Regions from separate parts of the Mus musculus genome. Here region 1 is linked to region 2. The links are chromatin loops, found by intact Hi-C in ENCODE. Cell type or tissue: heart. All regions are shown on one strand. Each heading gives the region's core, and the rest is flanking DNA. Links, peaks and the distances in the headings are about the cores only.

Evidence for each region. Peaks named below come from ENCODE experiments on the same cell type or tissue, not always from the same donor. Only the 100,000 strongest peaks of a DNase experiment are listed, where the experiment ranks them.
Region 1: a loop joins it to region 2, with 2.4 times the contacts of the local background. A loop is called at or near these places in 2 of 42 quality-filtered maps.

Annotation. Positions count from the first base shown.
Region 1 is chr1:119,383,177-119,395,337 of GRCm38, forward strand. No RefSeq gene overlaps it. Among named protein-coding and RNA genes, the nearest start is that of Inhbb, 33 kb to the right of the region's middle. In heart, for the core only: no CTCF peak of the experiment used is centred there; DNase peaks (open chromatin) are centred at 6,785 and 8,296; H3K4me3 peaks cover 514 bases; H3K27ac peaks cover 1,529 bases.
Region 2 is chr1:119,316,289-119,328,449 of GRCm38, forward strand. Gm33388 (a long non-coding RNA gene) reads left to right here. Exons shown (of 4, transcript XR_878450.2): 4 at 3,024-4,356. Among named protein-coding and RNA genes, the nearest start is that of Gm33388, 17 kb to the left of the region's middle. In heart, for the core only: no CTCF peak of the experiment used is centred there; a DNase peak (open chromatin) is centred at 5,723; H3K27me3 peaks cover 355 bases.

The DNA.
Region 1 (12,161 bases), core at 2,620-10,619, 67 kb after region 2:
TGACTCTGACTTGTGTCAAGTTGACAAATCAGCAGTAGCAGCAGCAGCAGCAGCATCACCTAACCAGGACATCCACACCGACCCACTGCTCCTCTTTAAAGGCCACCTGTACTTCACTGGAGAGCTGTCAGCTAAGAGCTGTCCTGTGAGGGGTCTTACAGTCAGGGATCCCTGAAGCACCATCCAGAGCCCAGGAAAGAAAGTCCCTCATTGCAGATCTCTGACCCTGCTCCAGTCATGGCAAGGTTGAGGGAGGCAGGTAGAGCAAGACGCCTCTCCATCTTCATAAGACCAAGGAGTGCCCTTCCATGGCCAGTTGCCTAGTCAGGACTCATCTGTTCCTCACCACAGCCTGTGACGTCGATAGCCTGACTATTGTCTATACTCGACAGATGGGGAAACTGAGGCCGACATCATCATCAATGTGGTATTGAAGCTGACAGTAACACTAAAACTTTCAAGACTCCATAACAAACGTTCTACATCAGAATGAGAACGTGGTGGCCCATCTCGGGTAGATAGGTACCCCTGGTGTCCCTGTGTCCCCCAGCAGGCAGACCATTCCAGAGAAGGCTAATGTAATTGATGACCAGGAAGGAGCAGAGCTATCCTTCTAGAGAAGGCTCAGAATTTAGCCTAAGTGACAGTGTGGTCACTGACAAGCAGAACAAAGTTGGACAAGCAGCTTAGCATTGAATGTACATGTGCACAGAGAGGGAGGGTGAGGGAGGGAGGGAGAGAGAGGGAGAGAGAGGGAGAGAGGGAGAGAGAGAGAGAGAGAGAGAGAGAGAGAGAGAGAGAGAGAGAGAGAGAGAGAGAGAGAGAGAGAACACATGCACACGCAGCCCCCTCCACCGGCGCTCTCAAGTGCCCTGTGTGAGTGAGTGGGTGGATAGTGGGAGCCGTGAAGCCGCTTCCCGGAGACAATCTCTGCAGCTCACTCGGAGCCCCCTTCTTGGCTGGGTGTCAACCCCAGCCTTATGCACAGGCAGCTGCCTCTAGGGAATGATTTAAAGGGCTCCAAGAAGCAGTCCACCCGTTGAAAATGGCCCCCATCCCTGGCCAGCATGCTCACCTACCTGCCACGGGCCTTTCTAAAAGCGTGCTGAGATCCTGAAGCCAAGGAGACTGCCCACAGTGGACTCCGAGTCCTGGCACTGCACCGAGGGACCCCCCCACAGCCTTCATTGTGTCTGCCCAACACCCACTCTGCCTCCCCACCCCTCAACGGGTTCAATCTGTAGCTCAGGATCCTCTTGGTTATAATGGGGGATCCCAGGCCCAGAGAGTGATGAGGCCATTCAGGCCTCTAGTGGGTAGGAGCAGAGTTTGTGCTCCCACCTAGGGACCTGGGCCACTTCACTTTGCCATCATAGTATAAAGTCCAAAAATCAGACCATCCCAAGACTAGGCCATCTGCAAAAACAGAGTGGAAACCCAGGTGTAGGGACTGAGGAGGAAGGGGGAGATGAGGGAGACGAGGGGGGGAGTGGTGGGCACTCGCATGAGGGTTGGGGGTCAGTCCTAAGGAAGTCTGTAGACGTCACAGTTCAGCCATCTGAAGCTGACCTAGAAGCTGAGGTGCTCGTCTGCAGCTGGAGTCTCATCACTTGGGAGGCTAAAGCAGGAGTCTCTCCAGTTCAAGCTCAGCCTGCACGGTGAGCCTGTCTCAAAACCAAAAACTCAGAAAAAAAAAAAAGCAAAGCAGCAGGGGGGGGTGGCACCGGACAGGTACAAGGGACATGGAGACAAGTGGGACGGGGGTGCATGGGAATCACAAAGAGCCAATAAAATGTTAAAATGAATTAAGTAGTTAATTAAAGAGAAGTGGAGGCAGGAGGATCAGAAACTGACGGTCGTTCTTTATACTTCGTAAGTTTGAGGTCAGCCTGAGCAACCGGTGACCCGGCCTTAACCTTCCTCCGGCTTTTCCCCTGAAGAAGAGGTTCTGGAAGGGAAATGGGGAGCCGTGTTCTGGTTAAAGAACTCCGAGGCCTCTAGTGACTCTTCTCAGTGAATACTTCTAATCATCAGGGTACTCCATAAGGACATCCAACCAGGGTCTCTATTTTCAGATATTCTCTCTATTCTCATGAGGAAGTTGAAGCACAGAGCAGGTAAGTAACTTGATCAAGGTCACACAGCTGGCAAATAACAGAATCTGGATTCCCAGTCAAGTCCCTGACCCCAGAAATCTTTTTTTCCCCACACTCTGGGTGGTGTGTGTGTGTGTGTGTGTGTGTGTGTGTGTGTGTGTGTGTGTGGTATGTGTGTGTGTCTGTGTGTCTGTGTCTGTGGGCAAAGTGTCTCAGTATACTCTGTCTTGAACTCTTGTACATGGTCAAAGCCTTTTAAAATAGGTTGCTGAAACCAAATCAAAGATCTCGTTCTCCTTTTAAAATTTTAAAATATTGTTACATGTATTTATTGTGTATGTGTGTCTGTTTGCACAGCCATTACCATGTGGGTGTGTGTAAGCACATGGATAATGCGGGAAACAACTTGTGAAAGCCGGCTCTACCCTTCCACCGTGAGATGTAGGAATCAAACTCAGGTCCTCAGGCTTGGCAGCAAGCACCTTTACCCACTGAGCCATCTTGCTGATCTCCAGAGTTCAGACTCTTAGTACTGTACTAAGCACTGCACACTGACACTGTCACCTAGAGCAGTACCTTCACTGGCCACCTTCTCACCTGTGATCGTCCTAATGGTAGAGTCCAGGCCTAGTGACAGACCAGCCACCTGGATGCTTTGTCCTATTTGTCTTTCCTTAGGTTCCCCTGTCGTTCTCCCTGAGAGAGACAGTGTCTGAATGTGGACGGGGACATAACCCCGGAGCAGGTCTGCATCTCCACAGGAGCATCGCTGGTCTAGGGCAAGTCTACATGGCTTTTGGTAATTCCAGGGGCTTCCTTTGTATGGCTATAAAAAGGAGCCAACCTATAGCAATTGTCTCAGGTCACATGCTGACATCTGACTCAGAGGGAGGGTGTCTTCTGGCCAGCAGAGGGTCCCTCCAGACAGGAGACTAGGGAGAACTGAGAACGGAGATGAGGTGCATAGACCTAGGGACCTTGGAATCAAGAGGACCCAAGCTTTGGGATAGGATAACACGAGAAGCTGAGGAAGAAATCTGTAGGCCGACTGCTTCAGAGCACAGTAGGCTGAGGAGTGGCTGGTGTCTGGAGCCACTGCCAGCCGAGGAGGCAGGCAGGAGGGTCAGCCAGCAGGTACCAAGGCCAGGGTACCCGTGATAAGAGTGCCTAAGTGCCTGGCAGTTAGCAGTTCATCAATGACCTTGGTAAGTCTGTGGTGGTAGTGGAGAGCAGGAGGTAGCTGTGGAGGGCTTCTGGGAGTCAGTGGGAGCTGTCAGGAGGAACAAGCCCTCCCACAGAGAAGATAGCTGGGAACACCAAACACCAGTGATAAGGAATGGGCAGATGTCAGGGTAGGCTGACCTGGGACTCTCAACAGATGCAGCATCCTGAACCTGGCAGGGTAGAACAGTGCAGAGCAGCTACTTCCAAGAACAGGGAGGACTCTTCATTGACGTCCACCAGTCCAACCCAGCTAGACTTGGCCCTGGTCAGCACATGACACATTGCCCTTACTGAGTTACGAATATGGGCTTTAATGTTTATGTTTCTATGCAATTTCTACAACTGAGTGGGCAGACAGATGGCTAGTCGGGTAGGAGAATGGATGGATGAGTGGGTGGAGTGTGGGTGGATGGGTAGGTGTATACGTGCTGAGTGGAGGGATAAGTGAGTAGCTAAGTAAGTAGGTAAATGGGTGAGGTCATGTGAGATTGTGTGATAGATAGATGGACAGATGACAGACGGCTGAGAGTGAATGGCAACACCAGGACATGGGATCAGGTGGCAGTAGCTAAGTGACCAGTTGGTCACAGCACCATTTTGAAACAAACCAGAAACAATCCAGTGCAACGTTTTCCTGCGAATACAGAAAGCCCCAGAAACTCACATAGAGCTTGGATTGGACAATTGCCATCTTGATCACGAAATCCAAGGCCTTCTTCCCACTGCCCTCAGAGGAGGAGACACCAGCTCTCCCAGCCACTCCCACATGGAGGAGATGGCAGGTAGCTACTGGGAGAGTGAGAGTTTACATGGATGACTTCCCGGGCTAGGAATAAACCCTGAGGCCTCAGGAATCCAAGGTGGAGGAGCAGTTAGAAGGGACTTAAGGTCACCTTCAGCTACTTAGAAAGTCCATGTCAAGCCTGAGTTACTGACATAAAGAGAGCGGTGGCTATGGTGGCCCATGCCTTTACTCCCATCCCTGGAAGGGAAGGCATGGGTACCGAGTCAGCCTGAGCTGAGTGGAGCTATTTCTTTAGAAGGAGGATGGGGGTAGGGAAGGGTTGAAGACGACTCTCTTTCTGCTCATTACCCACATCATGACATAAGCCGTTGATTTAACCTCTCTGAGATTCACCCCTCTGGTAATTGCCCAGGGGTATTAGCAGGGAAGAGAGGGTCACGTAGACAATAAATGTCAGGGCTGGGGAAATGGCTCGGTGGAGAACACTTGCTGCCTTCTGGAGGACACATGTTCAGTTCCCAGCACCCACATCAGGCGGCTCACAATGGTGACTCCAGCTTCAGAGGACCTAACAACCTCTGCTGGTCTCCGGGGGCATCTGCCCAGACACACAGGACATCCCCACAGACACATAGACACATAAATAAAAAGCAAACTTAAATAAGCAAACAATAAAGACTGGACACGTGGCTCAGTTGTAGGGTGCTTGCCTGGCATGTACAAGTCTGGGTCCAACCCTAGCACCCCATAACCTAGCATGGTTATTATACACCTGACCCCTAGCACCCCATAAACCCAGCACGGTCATCGCACACCTGTTACTCTCCGCACTTACAAAGTGCAGGCAGAAGGATCGGAAGTTCTAAGTCATCCTCAACCCATAGCTACTTTGAGGCCAGTCTGGGCTACATAAGACCATGTCTATAATGAATGGCATTCGCCAACACAATGTCACATGACTTAAATTTCAGCACATGGGAGGCTGGGGCAGGCAGGTCTCTGTGAGTTGGAGGCCAGTCTGGTCTACATAGTGAGTTCCAGGACAGTGAGAGCTATAAAGACAGATTCTGTTTCAAACAAACAAAGCAACCGAAGAAAATAAATAAATAGCATTTTAGCTCTGCATCCAGGGAGAAAGCATTAAAAAGTAAGTATATTTCAAAAAATATAAATAAATAAATAGATAGATAGATAGATAGATAGATAGATAGATAGATAGATAGATAGATGGATGGATAGCAAGTTTCCTGTACAGCTCACTATGATCAGACAGAATAATAGATTAATAGGGCCTTACAGCCAAGGTGTTAACCGCGGCATAAGCTTGTTACTGCATTTTAAATCTGTAAGATAAAGGTCTGACCAGAAAAGGTAGGAGGCTGACCCCAGATCACACAGGAAAAAAAAAAAAAAAAAAAAAAAACAGCAGGAAGATGTCTTCAACTCCTGCTTAAGCATCTCTTAGGTCCTTTCTGAAATCTGGCAAAGAGCTCTCCCCACCTTCCAAAGCCAGGCAGGCCCTACTCATCTTTGTCCCCTAGTCCCCTCCCCCTTCTCCAGGCAAACACGATTTCATTCAGCCTCAAACGTGTGAGAAGCTGAGGCTGATGCATAATTCATGACGGTAATTTGCATTCCCTCGCCAGGCCTCCAGCCTCCTCCCCGCCCCCGCCCACCCGCTCCTCCCGTGAGCATCTGCCTTCCCAGGGACGTTAGCTCAGGCACTCGCGTCTTGGGATGCCCAGACCAGGACCGGTCTCACAGAGCCAGGAACGGGTGTGAATCCCAAGACATTCCTTTCCCTTGGGACCATGTCAGAGGCAGGCTCAGGACCCTGTGGGGGTCGCCTTGAGGCAGGACAAAAACCTGCAGGTGCACTTGAAAGCCTGCATGCATGGAAGAGCTCCTTCCCGGGAGGGTGTGCCAAGCCCCCGGGTGGCCAAGGTCAGGTTTGTTGGCTCCCAGCCATCGCCAAAGCTTCTAGGATGAGAAGCCAGGTCCTGCGGGGGCCCAAAGCCTTCCTCCTCTGTGCTGGTGTCTCGGGGACTCCCACACTGCTACAGAGGGCTTGGCTGTGGCCTGGGGGAGCAGGAGACCTTGACTTTATCTGGACATTCTTAATTCCAACCTTTCCCTGGAGTGGGATGGCAGGGGAATGCACACTGCCAGAGACTCCCTTCCCCAAGACCCAGAACTGGCCGCATGCAGGATCTGTCAAGCCAGGCTCATCCATTCAGGAGCTTCGTGGTGTGAGGCTCCCAAGACAGAGAGGTGACAGCTCACAGAAGTCAAAAGGAGCCTATGAGACCACAGATGGGACTGGCCACCTGTAGCTGGTGCCCTAGACTAGCGATCTCTAGGGCAGGCTGCTTAGCTGGCTGAAGGGGTCTCTGAGATATGTCACACTGCTAGAGCCTGGACTCAAACCTGGGTCCCTCACAGAAGGTCCATACAGTTGCTCTACCAGATGCCTCAGGAGCAGGGATAAAGGGTGGGTTGATACATGTCCAGGCTGCTGAGGGGGACAAGGGGACAGCCCACTGAAAATCTTAGCTTTGTGGTATTCCCTGGGCTTTGAGAGGTCAGCCAAGCTTCCAGACCCTCTCCCCAGCCTTGGCCTCTGGGGCCTTCTGTTTTGTCTGCCAGACTCAATCCAGTATCTCACATCTTTCCTCGGAAACCCTTGCTGCAACTGCCTCCTGCCTGCCTGGGCCTCACGCCCAGGGCCACAAGAGATAATCAAGAGCCTGGGGATTACCCTAGAGACTAGAGACACCCACACACACAAGGCTGTCTAGGGACAACTGACAGAGCCTGTGACCTACAGTTCTGGCCCTAAGGGGATATCCTCTCAGAGGGGGAAACTGAAGCATATTCAGAACTGAAGTTTTCTGTCTTAGAGTTTAAAGTTCTTGGTGTGTGGAGGGAGGAGAATTTGGGGGTGCAAGAGGAAAAAAGGGGGAGCTACACTGGCAGAATCAGAAGAGAGTTGGCCATTGTGCGCACCAGTAGCTCAACTTTGGCCAGGAACCTAGCCACTGAGCGTTGCTAAGAGACCAGGCAGTGGCCCTTTTATGCAGACGAAGATGCTGAGTCCAGAGAGGTTTAGAAACCTGCCCAGGCAGCATAGCTGCGTCTCCCATTCTACCACATTCCTCTCTCTTTCCAGTCAAGAATCTTTCTTCAGTCCCTAGAGAACACCCTTTCCTTTGTTCTGATGGGTAAACTGAGTCACGGTGCTATAATTTTGGGAATTTTCTACCAGGTTCCTCCCTCATTGTTTCTTAAATTTCTCACACCATGGATGCTTCAGGCCCCTCTCTGCTAAGAAAGGGCAAAGGCCAGAGAAGTGACTTTAGCTTTGCCACAGTGGCAAGAGTGGCAAATGGGACGAACACCCAGGCCTGTGACTTTGATTTTGGTCCCACAGCCTTTGGAGCCCTAGAGCAACATGAATGTTTACTGAGCTGTGAGCCTGGGACCAGATGCCTGGATACAGGATCCAACGTACTGTGCTGTGGCCCTGGCTTATTCCTGGGTGCACAGTGTGAAGTAGTGGCAGCCATTCTGGCCTCACAGGTCCCAGGAAGGACCAAATGAGGGCATACATACAGGGAACCCATGCAGGGCAGGACAGCAGTGTGGTGCTCTGAGCTGCTCTGAGTGAGTCACAACCTAAGGCGACTGCTGTTAATCCCAGCTGGCTCAGAGAATTTAAAGGCGTTGGCAGAGCAACACTGGTCCTCAGGATCTTATTCAGCTAGTGTGGTGTGTCCCAGTGGTAGGAGGGGCCGGTCTGCAGGACCACTCTGACAGAGTAGTCAAGGTCATTCAGAGACTTGGCCATTTAGTGGTGAGACAGGTTATTTTGTAGCCTAGGCTAGCCTCAAACTTACTATGTAGCTGAAAATAACCTGGAACTCCTGACTCTCCTGCCTCCTCTTCCTCCTAAGTGCTGGAATTGCAGGCATATGCCGCCACATCCTGAGGATGGAACTCAAGGCTTCATGCATGTCAGGCGAACAATCTCCCAGCTTAGCTATGCCTCCAGCTCAAGTTTATAGAATTTTTAAAACTTGTAAAAACCTCTCTGGCATTTGTGAGAGGGCCAGGTCAGGGCTTTCAGATGCCAGGGGCACAATTAAGCCATAACTGTCCTCTGATTGTTCAGTTTACCAGCCTTATCTCTCTTCTAGGCTGTAATTGTCCCTTGTCCAGGGTTGGTGGCTGGACCAAAGCCAAGTGCCTGTTCCCTGGTGGAAGCTGCTCTTGGCCCTGGCCTCGGCAGAGGTTCCCACCCAAGTCTTTTCCATCTGTCCCCACAGTACAACCAGGCTTACAGCCAGGCTCACAGGTAGCCTGGTCCTTCTCCTGAGCGTGCATGTGACAGCTGTTACTGCCATTACCCACTCTGGTCTCATACGGATGGATGTTAGAGAGGAGGCTCCCAAGATTCAGAAAAGCCCAGCAACTACTCACGAGCCTGCAGCCAGGAAGGAAGTAGCCAGGGGGCTTCTAAGAGTTTCTTCTGTGAAAGAGTACTGAGAAGTGGGGACTCAGGGCCCCCCACTTTGCACCTTCCCAGGGCCAGGGACGCAGCTGTCCATTAGCTAGTTGTGACTCTACAGGAACAAGCCCTCCGTGCACTCTGCCAGAGCTCTCCGGAGGGCCCAACTCTCTCATTCCTGGGTCACTGAAGGGCTATAAGGATGTGATAGGACCTCTGGGAAGTCTTGCTTGCTGGCACCTAACTTTCTGAAGCAGTCTATCACCAGGGCTCCAGCTGCTTAGTACCAACCTTGTTCCCCACACCTGTGAAATGGGCAGATAGCCTGTGACGTGCTCTGCCCCGTAGAAATCTCTAAGGTCTAGGAGGTTTGGAGGGTGATGTCCAAGGCTATACAGCACTGATGGGCTTCCTGTGGATACAAGGTGTTCAGTCCCAGGCATGAAAGGACAAACTCCTGGCTGACTTCCCTGAGAGCACATGACAGTGGAAGGGGATGTGTTATGGGCAGGGGTGGGAATCTTTAAATATACATTGTATAGCAGTATGAAATTCTTAAAGGGTAAATCTTTAAAGATTTGTTTTATTTTTTAATTGTATGTATATCTGTGTATCTGTATGTATATATATACCTCTGTGTACATGTGGATCTTCTCAGATACCACAAGAAGGATTTGGATCCCTTGGAGCCATAGTTACAGGTGGTTTTGAGCTGCCCAGCATAGGTGCTGGGAACTGAACACTATGAACAGTAACTGAGGCATCTTTCTAACTCTATAATTAACCATTCATACACACACACACACACACACACACACACACACACACACACATATATATATACATGCATGGATGAGAAACAACAGCCCTTTGGGTGTTCTTTGACATCTCGATGCCCACCCAACCCCCAGGCTCTCCCCTCCACCCCTCCAACCCCTGTGATTATCAGCACCCAAGAAACCCCAAAATGGTAGTCCTGAGGGCCTAGGGTTTCCTAGGTATTCAGCATGTGGAATGTGGAGGCCGGAAAATCAGAGGTTCAAAGCCATCCTCAGCTGCATACAGAGTCCAAGGCAGCCTGCACAACCTGAATGCCTATCTCAAAAACGTTGTTCTTCAGTGGGAGAATGCACTGGAGAAATGGCTAAGATGTTAAGTGCACTTGCTGCTCTTGCAGAGGACTTTGGTTTGGTCCCAAGCCCCCACAATGTGGCTCACAGTTCTGGTTCCAGGGGCTTTCATGCCTCCTCTGATCACCATGTGGTCATTGGGCACAAAACAGGGGTCCTGAGAGCAAGGACAATGTGGGAAGAAGAGGACCCAGGATCCTGAAGTTGCCCCTGTGGGTCTGGGAGGACAGTTATCCATCAGACTCCCATCTCAGAGCCCCGCTAAGCCTAACACTGCCCCTTTCTCTGAGCATGCTCCTCCAGGCTGGACCAGCTGAAGCCCTATGTCGCTTTCCAAATTAAATTGCAAGCCTTGTAAGCAGCACTGTGACCTTGTCCAAGTTGCTGGATATCTCTGACCTTTGGTCTCCTTAAATGAAAGTGTGATAAGGGTTTAAGTTGCTCAGAAAGCGTGGCTGGAGGCCACAGACTGGAAGGGTTGCTGTTTCCTTCTGCTCATCCTTGCACAGTCGTTGGCTAAGCATTGAAGGCCAAGGCCACTCAGGCTGGCTACGCTCAGGTGTGGCATTGGTTTTGTCCTTCTAATGTTTGTGTGTTTGGGGTGCACTTGTGTGCACTCGAAGGCCAGAGTACAACCTCAGATGTCATCCCCAGGAATCCTGTCTGTACTCTTTGAAACTGGGTCTCCAACTGGCCTATAACTCACCAAATAAGACTAGCCTGAGTAGTCAGCAAGCCCCAGGCATCCTCCTGCCTCCATCTTCCCAGTACCAGGATTGCAGGTACATACCATCATGCCCAGTGATTTTATATGGTTGCTGGAGCTGGGCATTGCATCTTTATGGACCAAGCCATCCTGCAGTCCCCAGAGCACTGGTTTCCACTCCTATTTTGAGCTATGTTTACTCCGGCTTGGGCCCTCACTGACCCTGCTCCAGCCTTTGGTGTGAGCCACAACCTGCCCCCTTCACAGGAAGTGGCTCCTGATAAATCCTGGGCAGTAGTGGCTCCATAGTTGTCTACTGACACACCCACCAGGGTCTGCCCTCCCACCGCTTTCTGCCCAGATCCTGGCTGTCACTTGGCAAGCGCATTTGTTGAACTGGCATCTCCAGCTCCAAGCACCACCCAGGGCAGGCCATCATACCCACAAGAGCATTTGATCCCACAACCATTGGAAAGAGGGTCCTTAGCCCATTTCATAATTAGTGAGGGCCATGATGGCCCAGAGCTATGGCAAACAGAGCTCCTAACTGGTTGACAGGTGTGCCCAAGGTCATGTCAAACCTACTCTAAATTCTGTGGGCTGAGAATGGAGACCTGCTGCCAGCCTGAGATCCTTGGATACCCAGTAGTGGACCCCAAGGGGAATAGAAAATGAGCTCTCTGCAGGGCAGGGATGGGTCCAGGGCCTCCTGTGTACCAGCCTTGTATCCCTCCACTGAGCCATCTTTTCACTTTCAGTTTTGAGCCACTAAGCTGCACACGCAGGAACTTGAAGTTGCCTGGTTCCTTCTGCTTTGGCCTTGTATAGTTAGAATTGTAAGTATGAGCTGCCATGCCGGGTTCCAGAATAGGCTGTTGCCCAGCCTAAGACTATTTGGGTCTCAATATCTGTCATAAGAGACTCAGTTATTCTGCTGTAATGGGGAGAGGCAGTAGACTCCAGGCCACACCAGAGGATAGAGACCCTGTGGAAAGCACAGGATCTATTGGTACCCCAGCAGCACTGGGGACAGGAAGGAAGAGAGGAGTAAACTAGGGTGGGTAAGACATGGGTATCTGTCATATGATCCTGGAGAGAGCATACAGACTAAGCAAAGTGCTGGGCAAACAAGGAGCTCCACTGCTGCCTCATGCTCCATTCCTCCTGCCCCAGCCTCAGGAGCCACCAGAATGGGAAGAAGCTGCTGTGCCCCTGGATGAGAACAGAGGAAGGCCAGGGACTTCAGCAGGCTGGGTGTGGGACAGGCTGTCAGGGCTGAGAAGGGAAGGGTCCTGGAGCAACTCCCCACATCAGGAGTACCCTGAGGCTATGGGTGAAAGTGAAGGACCTGATCTTAAAGAAAGATATCCTGGGGTGACAGCCCCCTCCCCAAACCTCCAGGACAAACAGGCATCATGTCCAAGTGGTTCAACCATAGAGAAGGAACATTCACAGACCAGAGAACACGACGGGTGCTACGTTAGGTCCTTTAAAACTGATACATCAGCCAATCTCTGACCAGGAGAGTAGGTGCCAGGTGAGTTTATTGTTATCGTGATAGAAGTTAGAGTCATCTGGGAAGAGAGAGCCTCAGTTGAGGACTTGACCAGATTAGACTGGCCTGTGGCCATGCTGTGAAAGACTGTTGTGACCGATGGTATTGGAGGGTTCAGCCTACTATGGGTAGCACCATCCCTTGGCAAACTGGATACTGGCTGTGTAAGAAAGAAAAATGAAAAAAAATACATGGGAA
Region 2 (12,161 bases), core at 2,192-10,191:
CTGTACCTGTATGGAAAATAGGTCTACTGAGTCCAAGACAATGCTTGTGTGGAGTACTGTTAACTTAGCCTTTTGACAGCCAAACAAAACATTGTTTTCCAGAGTTCCTCACCTCAGCTCTGTGGCCTTACCTCCTTCCATGTGACTATGCCACTCACATGTAATGAGGTTTAAGTCACTGCTACATTCTACAGTTCCTTTTATGTTTCCCCCAGCTGGTGATGTGTTCCAGTCTGTGTAAAATTTCCCTGTATGTTGTCTAGTCTACAGGTTTTACAGATACCCAACTATCTTAGTTCCTTTTCCTGTTGTGTTAATGAAACCTTTGACAATAGAGTAAGGCTTTGCTTTTGCTCACAGTTCAAGATACAGTCCATGGTGGGAAAGTCAAGGCAGCAGGACCTTGAAGCATCTAGTGGCACCCATTCTAGACTCTGGAAACAGAGGGCTGAATGCATGCACCCTCTCAGCCCCTTCTCTCTGTATTTAGACAGTCCAGAACCCAAGCTAGGAAGTGGCCACCATGGGAAGGTCTTCCCATTCAACTAATGCAATCAAGAGAACCTCCCAGGTATACCAGAAGGCCCATTTGCTGAGTGGTTCTAGGTCTGTCAAATTGACACTTAAAATTAACATGATACCAATCAATACCTCCTCCCAAACAATCCTGTCATCATCATTGGCTTTTCATCCTAGTGGTTTATTTTTGCAGATATTATTATGTAATGTGCGTGTGTGTGTGTGTGTGTGTGTGTGTACAGATGCATACATGCCACAGCATGTTGCAGTGGTCAGAAAACAGCTTTTGGGAGTCCATTCTTTCATCCTATCTTCCACCTTTGTGTGTGTTCTGGTATTAAGCTCAGGTCATCAGGCTTGTGCAGCAAGCACCTTTCCCCACTGGCCCATCTTACTGGCCCGTAGCTCCTTCCTCTTCAGTGCTGGGCAGTGTGCCACAGTGTGCACATTTTTTACGGTCTCCTTTAGAAGAAAGAATATCTGGGTTGTGCCCACTTCTGGTTGATTTATAAATAAAGCTGCTACTAGACATTCCCAAGGTCTGGGGAATTGGCTCAATCAATAACGTGCTTGCCATACAAGCAGGAGGACCCAAGTTCCCATTCCACAGAACCCTCATTTTTTAAAAAAGGAGTGTGTGGCAACATGCCTGTCAAGCTGGCACCAGGAAAGTGAGGACAGACAATCTATCTAGCCAGTGAGCTCCAGGTTCAGTGAGAATCACTGTTTCAAAAACTAAGGATAGCTGAAATGGCTCAGTGGGTAAAAGTGCTTGCCACCAAGTCTGGTGATCTGTCCTTGGTTGCTGGGAATCAATTTGGACACAATGGAAAGAGAGAACTGATTCCTACAAGTTGTACTCTGACCTATGGTTCTCTACATACTCATACACAGACAATAAACAAAGAAAGAAAGAAAGAAAGAAAGAAAGAAAGAAAGAAAGAAAGAATAAAATTTTAAAACTTTTTTTTGAAAAATAGTTTTTGTGGGTATCCGAGTTAGGATTTCCATTGCTGTGAAGAGACATCATGACCAAGGCAGCTCTTATAGAGGCAAACATTTAATTAGAGCTAGCTTATAATTTCAGAGGTTCAGTCCATTATCATCATGGCAGGAAACATGGCAGCATCCAGGCAGGCATGGTGCTGGAGGGTCTGAGAGTTCTACATCTTGTTCTGAAGGCAAACTGGAGAAGATTGATTTCTAGGAAGCTAGGAGGAGGGTCTCAAAGCTCACACCCACACTGACACACTTCCTCCAACAGGCCACACCTATTTCAACAAGGTCACATTTCCTAATAGTGCCACTCCCTGGGCCAAGCATATTCAAATCACCACATTCCACTTCCTGGCCCTCATAGGCTTGTTCAAACACATGAGTTTAAGGGACCCATACCTAAACTTAGCATAATGCATAAGACACTTAATCCAACTTCAAAAGTTCCCAGTCTATCACAGTCTCAACAATGTTTAAAAGTCCAAAGTTCAGTCTCCATGTCTGATGTCAAAGCATTCATCAGATCTCCTCCTTTTTGCTTTGATGACTGCAACAAACATCTTTCTCCTGAGTTGTTTCCACTCCCTGTTAGCAGTTTTCCTCCGCAGGTAGCCCATGGCTCTGCATCTCTAACATCTTGAGGTATCCAAGGTAACTTCAACTTTACAGCTTCTTGTTCCTGTGTCAGGGATCCACACATGATCTTTTGGGCTTCTCCAAAGGGCTTGAATCACTTCTCTAACTCTGTGCTCTGTAGCACTCAAGGCTCTGGTTGACTCTACTCCACTACTGCTGCTGTTCTTGGTGATCATTCCATGGTATTGGCATCTCTACATGCTGAGGTTTCTCACAGTGACTAGGCTTCACCAATAACCTCTCATAGGCTCTCTTCATAGTGCCAAGCTTCAACTCCTTTGCATGACCCTTTTAGTCCTGGGCCATCAACTGTAACAGATGCTGCACTTTCACCAATGGCCTCTCACAGTGCCAAGCCTCAGCTGTTCTCCATGACCCCTTCATGCTTTCAAAACCAGTACCACCTGGATAATTCTTATACATTGCCAAGTCCAGCTGCAGTATAAGGTACAACCTTGGCTACCTCTGAGACACAGCTTCTTTGTGTTCCCAGAAAACACTTCTCAGGAGATTTCATCTCAGTGATGCTGGTCTCTTCTTAATTATTCGCTAATTTCTTAGCTGGAGCTAACCAGCATCATCAATTGTCCCAGTAGCCTCCTTCTACTGTTGATTCTAAAGCCAGAGCCACATGGCCGAAGCTATAGAGTTCTGCTGCTTGCAAGAGCTAGTACATGCCCCCCTTGTATTATTACATTATCACCAGATTTCCATTTTCCAACCCCTTCACTGCCTAAGCTTGACTGTCTTGGAAGTTGCTCTATAGATTGACCTTGAACTCAGAGATCTGTCTTCTGAATCCTGGGATTAAAGGCATGTACCACCACACCTGGATTTAAGTTTTTCTTCACTTAGAACTTGTTCTGTTTTAGGCTACCCTGGAACTCAGAGATCTGCTTGCCTGGGATTAAACACATGAACCACCCTGCCTGGGACGAAGCTTTGCATGGCCACTATTCCTCAAGATCCTCATCAAAAGCCTGTGTCTTCCAGCCTCGAGATCTGGATCCATAGTTGTGCCCTCCATTTCTGGATTTTAGTTCATTCCAGATTAAAAGTCCAAATGAAAACAATAACCAGGTAATAGTAACACCTATGTATAACCCTACCCAAGGACATTTGACTGGGGTGGAGATGAGAGCAGAGCGAGTGGGATCTCTGTAAGAGAAACTGTGTCCCTGCAATCCACACTAAAGTCAGAGCAGTGGAACTCATGCTTCCCCAGCCCTCATCCCACAACCAGTCCTGATCCCATCTGGCCACAGAACTCTTCAAATGTCCCCAAGAAAGCCCAGAGAAGCCACAGTCTGAACTTTGTGTGTTCACTCTGCTATCTTATCTGTGTCACTTAGCACCTTCTAGAAAATAAGGGTCTGTTGGGGCTTGGGGTTTGTGTACAACGATGAGTTGTCATGAATGTTGTTTATAGGAACATGGGCAGCTTGCCAGTGAAGAAAACGTCCCTTCTTCTCACAACAACCATTAACTTCTGAGAGATCTTCAGGGATGGGGGGCTTTGCGGGGTGGAAAGCTGATGGACCCAGCCTTCTGCAGGTCTTCTGCAGATAATCATAGATGCTGGGGATCCAAGATTACGACAGTGATATCATGTCCTGATGTTGAACTCCATGGCACTCTACCGCTCCCTTAGGCCCTTACATTCCTCCCATTTCTTCACTAGTATACCCCGAGCCTGGAAGAGGTCACTATAAATGTCCCCTTTAGGGTTGAGCATTCATCAGTTATAAGCCTGCAGCAACCACGGCCTGCTTTATAAAGCATCTTCTCAGACCAAGGGGACACTCCCACAGAAACGATGGTTCCAGCCAGAGGTGCTGAGAACCCACCCGGAACCTGCTTCTCAACAGCCGGCTTCAACATAAGCCACACTCCCCATTAAGCCCTGCTTTGAGAGAGGAAGCATCATAACTGAACACAACTCACATGGCCTGTCATAGTATGTCTGCCATGGACCATGACACGGAATTCAACTAGTGTGGACACTGAGGGACTCCTTGAGGAAGCATCATCTCTACAGTGACCTAGAGGATGAACAGGTGTGACATAAAGTGACATGAATTAGATCTAAAGCCAAATGACACTGATGTTTGTGTGTGAAAATCCCATAATGAACCCCATTACTATGTATGGTAGCCTTAAAAAAACAAAGCAAAAACAATACATTAAAGAGAAAGAGATTGGGGGTGAGGAGATCTGAGTGTTCTCAATTGATCCGAATTCAATTTCCAGAACTCATGTTAAAAAACAAACAGACAAACAACAAGAAAACAAGGAATGTGGAAACAAATCCTGGGAGCTTGGTACAGCCATCCCAGCTTACTTGGCAAGATCCAGGCCAGGGGGAGACCCTGTCTCAAAAAAACAAGAAGGAGAGCTAAATTCGTCCTCTGGTGTCCACACCCATGTACACATAGTATATGTATATACACACACACACCTGATCCTGTAATGTGTACATACACATACAGAAGGGAAAAAGGAAAGGCCATGAAAGGTCACCCCAGGAGAAGGGCAGAGCCCGTGCAAGTACCTGGAGACAGGATGGCTCAGGATGGAGGGAGCCTGCCCATGCTGAGTCCTCAAGTCCAGGTGTGGAGAGGCCCCTGTGATGGGGACTGATGTCCCCTCTTCTGTCTACTGTCCTCTCAGAGTAGCTTCTATGACAGGGCAGCTTTCTCACGTCTTATTTCTTCATGTTTCACTCATTTCTCCAAATACCAAGTATGATTTCTTACAACCTTCATTCCCAATGGAGCAAGATGGCACCAGATGAGTAAGTCCCACTTGACCTTCTAGTGTCTGGGCTTGGCTTACTTGCTTCCAACTTGACTGTTCACCTTGGACCTCTGAGGGGGGGGGGGGTCCCTTCTTCACCTAACCCTGATGCCCTCAGCTCTCTCTCCTCTGTGATGGGGTCTGTTGCTAATCCATCCAAGGACTTTGAGCATCTCAAGAGCCCAGTTCTGACTGCACCCTTCATGGTTAGGGTACCTCTGATTTGGGACTCCCTGACCACCAACATCCTAGTTAGACCTTCATCTACTTGGGAGCCACCGTACAGTTGATGTCCAGAGCAAGAACAGTAGACCCTACTGTCACCGTTCTCCTTTGCTTTCCATGTCTACTTTAAAGTATGCCTGTCCCTCTGCAGTGCTGCTCCCAGACTCCTCTTTAAGTCAAGTCAAGGTCTCTCACAGGGAGTCTGAGGCAGACCCCCCTCCACACACACACATACACACCTATTTTTGCTTTTCTGTCTCTCTCTTTCCCTCCCCACAAACTCCCAGGACACTCTCTGTTGGGATATTGTGTCCTTCTATTGAACCTCAGGGCTTTTTAGGCTCTTGCAGGAGTGCCTAATCTTTTTGACACAGTGCCATAATTATTTTGGTCATCAGATGTTTTGGGCTCCATTCCTAGCTATCCTGGGACACTGGCTGGACATGCCTGGAAGTCATCATTTTCTAGAGGCCTTGCAGGTCTGTTGACTCTGGCCCACCCACCTGTGCAACCCTGCCCAGACCTTGTTCGCTCTCTCCTTCCACTCTGGGCTTGTCAGTTTCTCGGTCATTGCATAACCGATTCCCACAAAGGTTGGGAGCTAAGAACAACACTCAGCACTGATTATTTCACACAGTTCCTGAGGGACAGGAATTCGGGAGCGGCTGAGCCGGGTGGTTCTGGCTCTTGGCTCCTGCGGCCTTAGCAGAAAGACCTGCGGGCCACACTGCACCATGGAAAGGTGAGATGGCTGGGGTGTCTCTCAGGAAAGCCAGCCAGGGGACAGTGTTCTTCTCAGCTTTTCTTCAGGCTTAGAGACCTGAAGGGGAAGAAGCCACACAACAAAGAGACAAATGCACGAGAAAATTAAAAGATTTTACATAGCAGAGCATCTGTTTAGTAGCAAACAGCTGAGATCGCAGTCATCGGGAGGTCTCTGGGTACAGATCAGTAAGTGCTTGCCTACCATGTACAGAGCCCAATATCACATAAACCTGTCACAAAGAGTGAGGGAGATGGGGCATGAGGGAGAGAAAGGAAAGGAAAGGAGATCCCACCCACTCAAAGACAAGGGTCAGTGCCCCGCAGCTCTTGTTCCCAGGGTGATTGGAAGAGCCTTAGCTTTAGCTCTTTTGGGCTCTCACGTCACTGTCCACCCTGAGTCTGTCTGGCCAAAAATTGCCCTCACATGCCATTTCTCAGAAGGCACTCAGAGAGAGAGGGGACAATTCCCCACAGGAATTGCAGTCACCATGAGCAGACCCCACTCCTCCCATATCTCTCTGGGCTCGGACCGGTCTCATTCACTTGCCCTCTCTGGATTAGTGGAGCGGGCCAGGGCCTCCATCAGGAGCTGAGCTGTGCTGTAGAGTTTAGGAGTGACGGCTAAGGTCGAGGGACCAGCTGTCTAGTATTATACACATGTGTAGTTCCTCAGGAAAAGGCCCTAGACTGCATGCCCAGATGTCAGGAACCATAGGCACCAGGAAAGAAACATAGCTGCTGACTGTGGGGGAGTAGGCTACCTGACTGTGACCAGCAGAGACTTGAGAGTTCAGACCCCTAGTCCCTGGAAAGGGGGATCTGGAGAAACAGAAATAGCTGATAAGGTGGGGGTGATTGGGATCTTTACTCTGTTGGTGCAGCCTGCAGGATCTTACACGTTACAGAATAAGGCAAGGTTTAACAAAGCTGAGGTGTGAGAATTGCTGAGCATGGTGGGACACACCTTTGATCCCAGCACTTGGGAGGTAGAGGAAGGTCTTCGTGAGTTTCAGACCAGCCTGGTCTATATGGTAAATTCCAGGCCAACCATAGCTAGCTACATAGTGAGACTCACTTCCCGTTTCTTCTCCCCAAAAGAGGAATTTTTAAAAAGGAAACTGAGCAAGAGCTGGGAGATGGAGATGGTTCTGTGTGCAAAGCGCCTACTGCATGAACACGAGGACCCGAGTTCAGATCCCAGAACCCACATACAAGCTGGACAAGGCGGTACCCATCCGTGATCTCTGCACTCCATGCTGCTCATGAAAGACAGAGACAGGAGAATCCACAGACACTCTCAGGCCAGCTAGCCCAGCCTCTGTGGAGGTGAACAAGAGACCTGATCTCAAACCAGGTCAGGAGATGACTGATTCCCAAGGTCCTCTTCTGATCCCCACTCACAGGCACATTCACAAGCATGCTAGCATGTTCTTACACAGGCACATACACATACATGCACACACGCACACTAAGGGTTTCCTGGTTGGTTTTTCTCTGCTCTCATAACTACACAAATTATACAACTCCAGCCTCCAGCCTCACTGGTGACATCCAGTTGACTTACACAACCAAGGCAGCTGCCTCTGCATCCCCACAGCACCTCAGCCTACTTCCCACTGCCCTGCCATCAGGATCCCCAGCATCCAGGATCATAGAGACAATGTTTCTCCCGGACTCCTCATCAACACTCCTTATCCAACTCATTTTGCTTACCCTGGTGGCTTTGACAGTGTCTACACCAGAGTGCCATCCCCACCTGCCTCCATAGCAGCCCAGGTAACCAATGAGACACCTGCTATCTGGCTCTACTATCACATCTGGCTACCAAACCAGAGTAGCCCCAGGAAACCTAAGGTGCTCTGAGCTTCTGCGAATACCTGTTTGCTCATCATTATAACCCAATTAATATAATTATCCCCATTTAGTTTACTTTAGTGTTATTTTGAATTTGAAACAGGATCCAATGTAGTTCAGGTTAACTTCCAAGTTGCAATGTAGCCAAGGATGTCTTCAAACTTCTTACCCTTCACCCTCCACTTTCCAAGTACTGAGATTACAGTCTCGTACCACCATGCCTGGTTTCTGTGGTGCTGGAATAGAACCCAGGGTTTCGTGTACGCCTGGCGAGCACTTTACCCACCAAGCGACACCTGCAGCCCGTTCATCTCACATTTTAGTAAGCTTCTTCCAGGAAGCCCTCCTCTCGTGGTGAGATGCATCACCACAGCAGATGCAGACATTTCCAAAAGATCATTCATCCCAGAGGACACACAGTTTTTGGGGCGTCTGCCAGTCTCTCAGATGAAGCCAGTGCCCGTGACAACAGCCATGAGGCTCTTTAGATTTCCATCGAAGTTCAGTGGCTTTCGACTGATCCCTTCTGTCATCAGACTGACAACAGGGCAAGCACAAAAACAGTAGCCAGGACTGCCGCTTGACCTTCCTTACCTGCGCACATCCCCAGGGGCTTCTTCTCCAACTTAAAAAGCTCCAGGAGCCAGGGCTGAGGCAGGAGATCACAGTGAATCCTTACAAGGTATCAGCGTTACCTCTGAAAGATGCTGTCTAAGGACAACAGGTCAGTGGCCAGCACGGGAGAGGCTGCAAATGCCGCGTGCCTCACTGGTCCAGCCACCAGGAGGCCAGCCACTTGCATCCTCCAGCTAGAGTCTGTGTCATTGTCCCCCATCCCCACCCTACTCCAGACCTTAGCTTGGACATTATGTGGCTATCTGGTGAGTCTCTCTCAGGCCCCCTTCATCGGGGATCCCTTGGGAAAGGGTACCAGCCATGCCACAGACTTCCTGCAAGGCAGGCACCTGGCACAGTGTTCCCCTGATCAACTTAGTCCACTTCTGCTCACTCCTCCTGTGAGGTGCAATTTGCGCTAGGAATCTTTCCCCCTTCACTGGGCATGCTCATGCCCAGAGAATGATCTAAAAGAGTTCTTGGTAGTTTTGTTTCTGGAGTGCTGGCCCCCCATCTTGCCCCACAGTACTAGGCTACGAGTTCATGCTATCAGAGCCCTTGAGGAATGTTAGACAGCTCAGCAGATGCTGAGCAGGTCCTTTCCATGGGAATATTCTAAGCTTCTAATTAATTGCCAGAGCGACATATAGTCATTTTAGGAAAAAAAAAAAACAAACATTGGCAAAACACAGGCAAACAAAACCAAAATAAAATATGATAAACATCACTTGCAGTTCCATCAGCTATATGTGTCTATTGTTGGCTTTCTGGGAATAGCTTAAAGTGTGTGTGTGTGTGTGTGTGTGTGTGTGTGTGTGTGTGTGTGTAGATGGAGAGAGAGAGAGAGAGAGAGAGAGAGAGAGAGAGAGAGAGAGAGAGAGCATGCTTGCATCAAAGCACACCTGTAGCATGAACTACTTGCAAGAGTTGGTGCTCTTGTTCCACCATGTGAGTCCTAGCTTGGGACCCAACTTGAATTAGCAATCTTAGCAACAAGTTCCTTCATCTACTGAGCCATCTCCTTAGCCCATCCACCATATTATTTGAAACAAGCTCTCTGCCAAACCTCAAGCTCACCCATTCAAGTAGATCTGAATCTAGCAGGCCCCAGGGATCCTCCTATCTCTGCCTCCCGAGGAATGGGATCAGACTAATGGGCACATCTAGCTGTTTTCTGCGAGTTCTGGGAGAGCAAATTCAAGTCCTTCTCCAGTAAGTACTTCACTGCTGTCCATCTCCCCAGCCCTTGCTTCTGTGCTCTACACTTAATAAGCATAAATCTGTCACAGCATCGATGCCTGTTAACTGAGCATTGTCCACCAACCTTTACCCAGGCTCACATTTTCTAATGACCACCAGATCTAGGCATGCAGTGTTCCCTTATGTATTTGGCAAATCCCCCATTGTTGAACAGCATGTTTGTTTCTACTTTTTTTATTTATATAATCTCCTACAGCTAGCTTTGTAGCTCTATCTTTGTGTCTACCTTACCCATCCCCTTAGAGCTGAATTAGGGAACTTGAGACCCCTGAGCACTGGAACTATTTGACACCCCCTCCCGAAAAGGTTTGGAGTTAAATACGCAAAGCCCCTGTTTTCTTTCCATATTGGTTTTAAAATTTAGATTGAGTATCTCTAACCCTCCAATTCAAAGCCTGAAATATTTTTAAATTCTTTTGACTCTTTTGAACATGGACCTGATGTCACAAGTGGGAAATGACCCACATTAAAACAAATTGAAAAGATTGTATCTAACTATCTTCAGGCTTCATGTATGTTCTATATGAAGTATAACCATCACTCAAGGCACAGCCCACTTTAACCCCAGGAGACACACATGTCTAATCTGCTCCTAGATTCTAATCCATAGAACTGGAAGCAACATTAAATATTGATAGTTGCTCTACACCACCATGTTTTGAATGTAACCTTGTTTGACCTTGACAGACCTTGTTTCAAAGCCGCCAGTCCCTCCTCTTCTTTCTCCTCCTCCTGAGATCTCAGCCACCACAAACTTTGCTTTTCTTTGCTGTATTTAATCTGATGGGCTGGACTCTTTTGTCCCTATCTTCTCCAGTCCCAGAGCTATAGCAACCCTTAGCTAAGAGCTCAGCATGTTGCAAAATGCCTACTGTGTGCCCTGCTCTTGGCGCAGTGTTTGACCATTCATGGAAAGGACAATTTGATGTGCCATTGTCCCCACAGGGACACATGGTCACATTGTGGGGATACATGGTCACATTGTGGGGATACATGGTCACATTGTGGGGATACATGGTCACATTGTGGGGATACATGGTCACATTGTGGGGATACATGGTCACATCACAGGGATACATGGCCACATCACAGAGATACATTGTTACATCATGGGGATACATGGTCACATCACAAGGATACATGGGAGCTCCCTGGGCTCCCCACAGCAAACCATGGATGGGACTGTCCCACAGAAGACGTTCATTCAATTCTCAAAAAGGAGTGTGCGTCAGGGACTACTGGCATCATTTGTTAAAGTGAGGTCACTAAGGTACAGGCATCATACATACATCAAGTATGAACCCCCACTGACATAGTACCCATAGGTTGCCTCTGGAGCCTGGTGCTGCACAGCCAGCCAACACAGAAGCATCCAAATATCTGGCCATTAGAAGCACTGGGGTCCCTAGTTTGCCAGCACACCACACCTACTCAGAGTTAGACAAGGCCAAAAGTGAGGATCCTCTTTCCCAGCCTGGACTGGTTGAGTCTCTGGTATTACAAGGCATGGCCTCAGGCCTCCCCTTTCTTTGTAACCTTACTGCTCTCCCTAATCTCAGAGCCAGCAGAGAATCCCAGGGAAGAGGTGGCTGCCATCAGCCATCCAGCCAGCACAGCAGTGAGGACTCCACATAGAGTCTCCAAGGGCACAAGTCTAGAAGGGACAGGCCACTTGCCATCAAACAGCTGTGATACGAAAAAGTCACCTTTGTGAGATCATTCTCATCTACAAAACATGTGAAGATAACACATCTGATCTTTCAGACCTCTTGCATCGGTGTGTGTGTGCGTGTGTGTGTGTGTTTGTTGGAATATGTGTGGTTTTATGTGTCTGGTGCATTTATGTGCACTTTGTCTTGAGCCCAGAAGCTGACATTGGTGTCTTTCATTATTGGCCCTCTCTCTCTGAACTTGGGAGTCACCTAGGTAGCCATCTTGCCTCAGGGCTCTTTGGTCCCTGCCTGCAGAGCACTGGAATTGCAGGCTAGTCACAGTACCCAACAGGCTTTAAGCGAGTTCTGGAGTCCTGGGGAGCCGGATTCCAATCCACACACTTGCCCCTCAAGCACTTTATCCACTGAGTAGTCTCCACACTACTCTAGGATATGAGACATTTACTGTCACTCCTAAAAACAGTTCAAGAAATCCTGAACAAGGTACAAAGTGACAGGAGTCAACAGTCAGGCCTTGGCCAAGTCCACGCTCATCTCCGGCCTTGCCCTGCCCTTCAGTCCTTGGCTTCAGAAAGGCTCTCATTTCTCCTGCTTTTGCACTGTGAGTGTGTGTGTGTGTGTGTGTGTGTGTGTGTGTGTGTGTGTATGTTGTATATGGATGTGCGTGTATGTGTTTTGTGTTATATGTATGTGTATATGTATGTGTATATATGTTTTGTATGTGTTGTGTGTATATGATGTGTTGTGAGTGTATGAATATCTATGTGTGTATGTATGTGTGTATATTTGTGTGTGTGTGTGTGGTGTGTGTGTGTGGTGTGT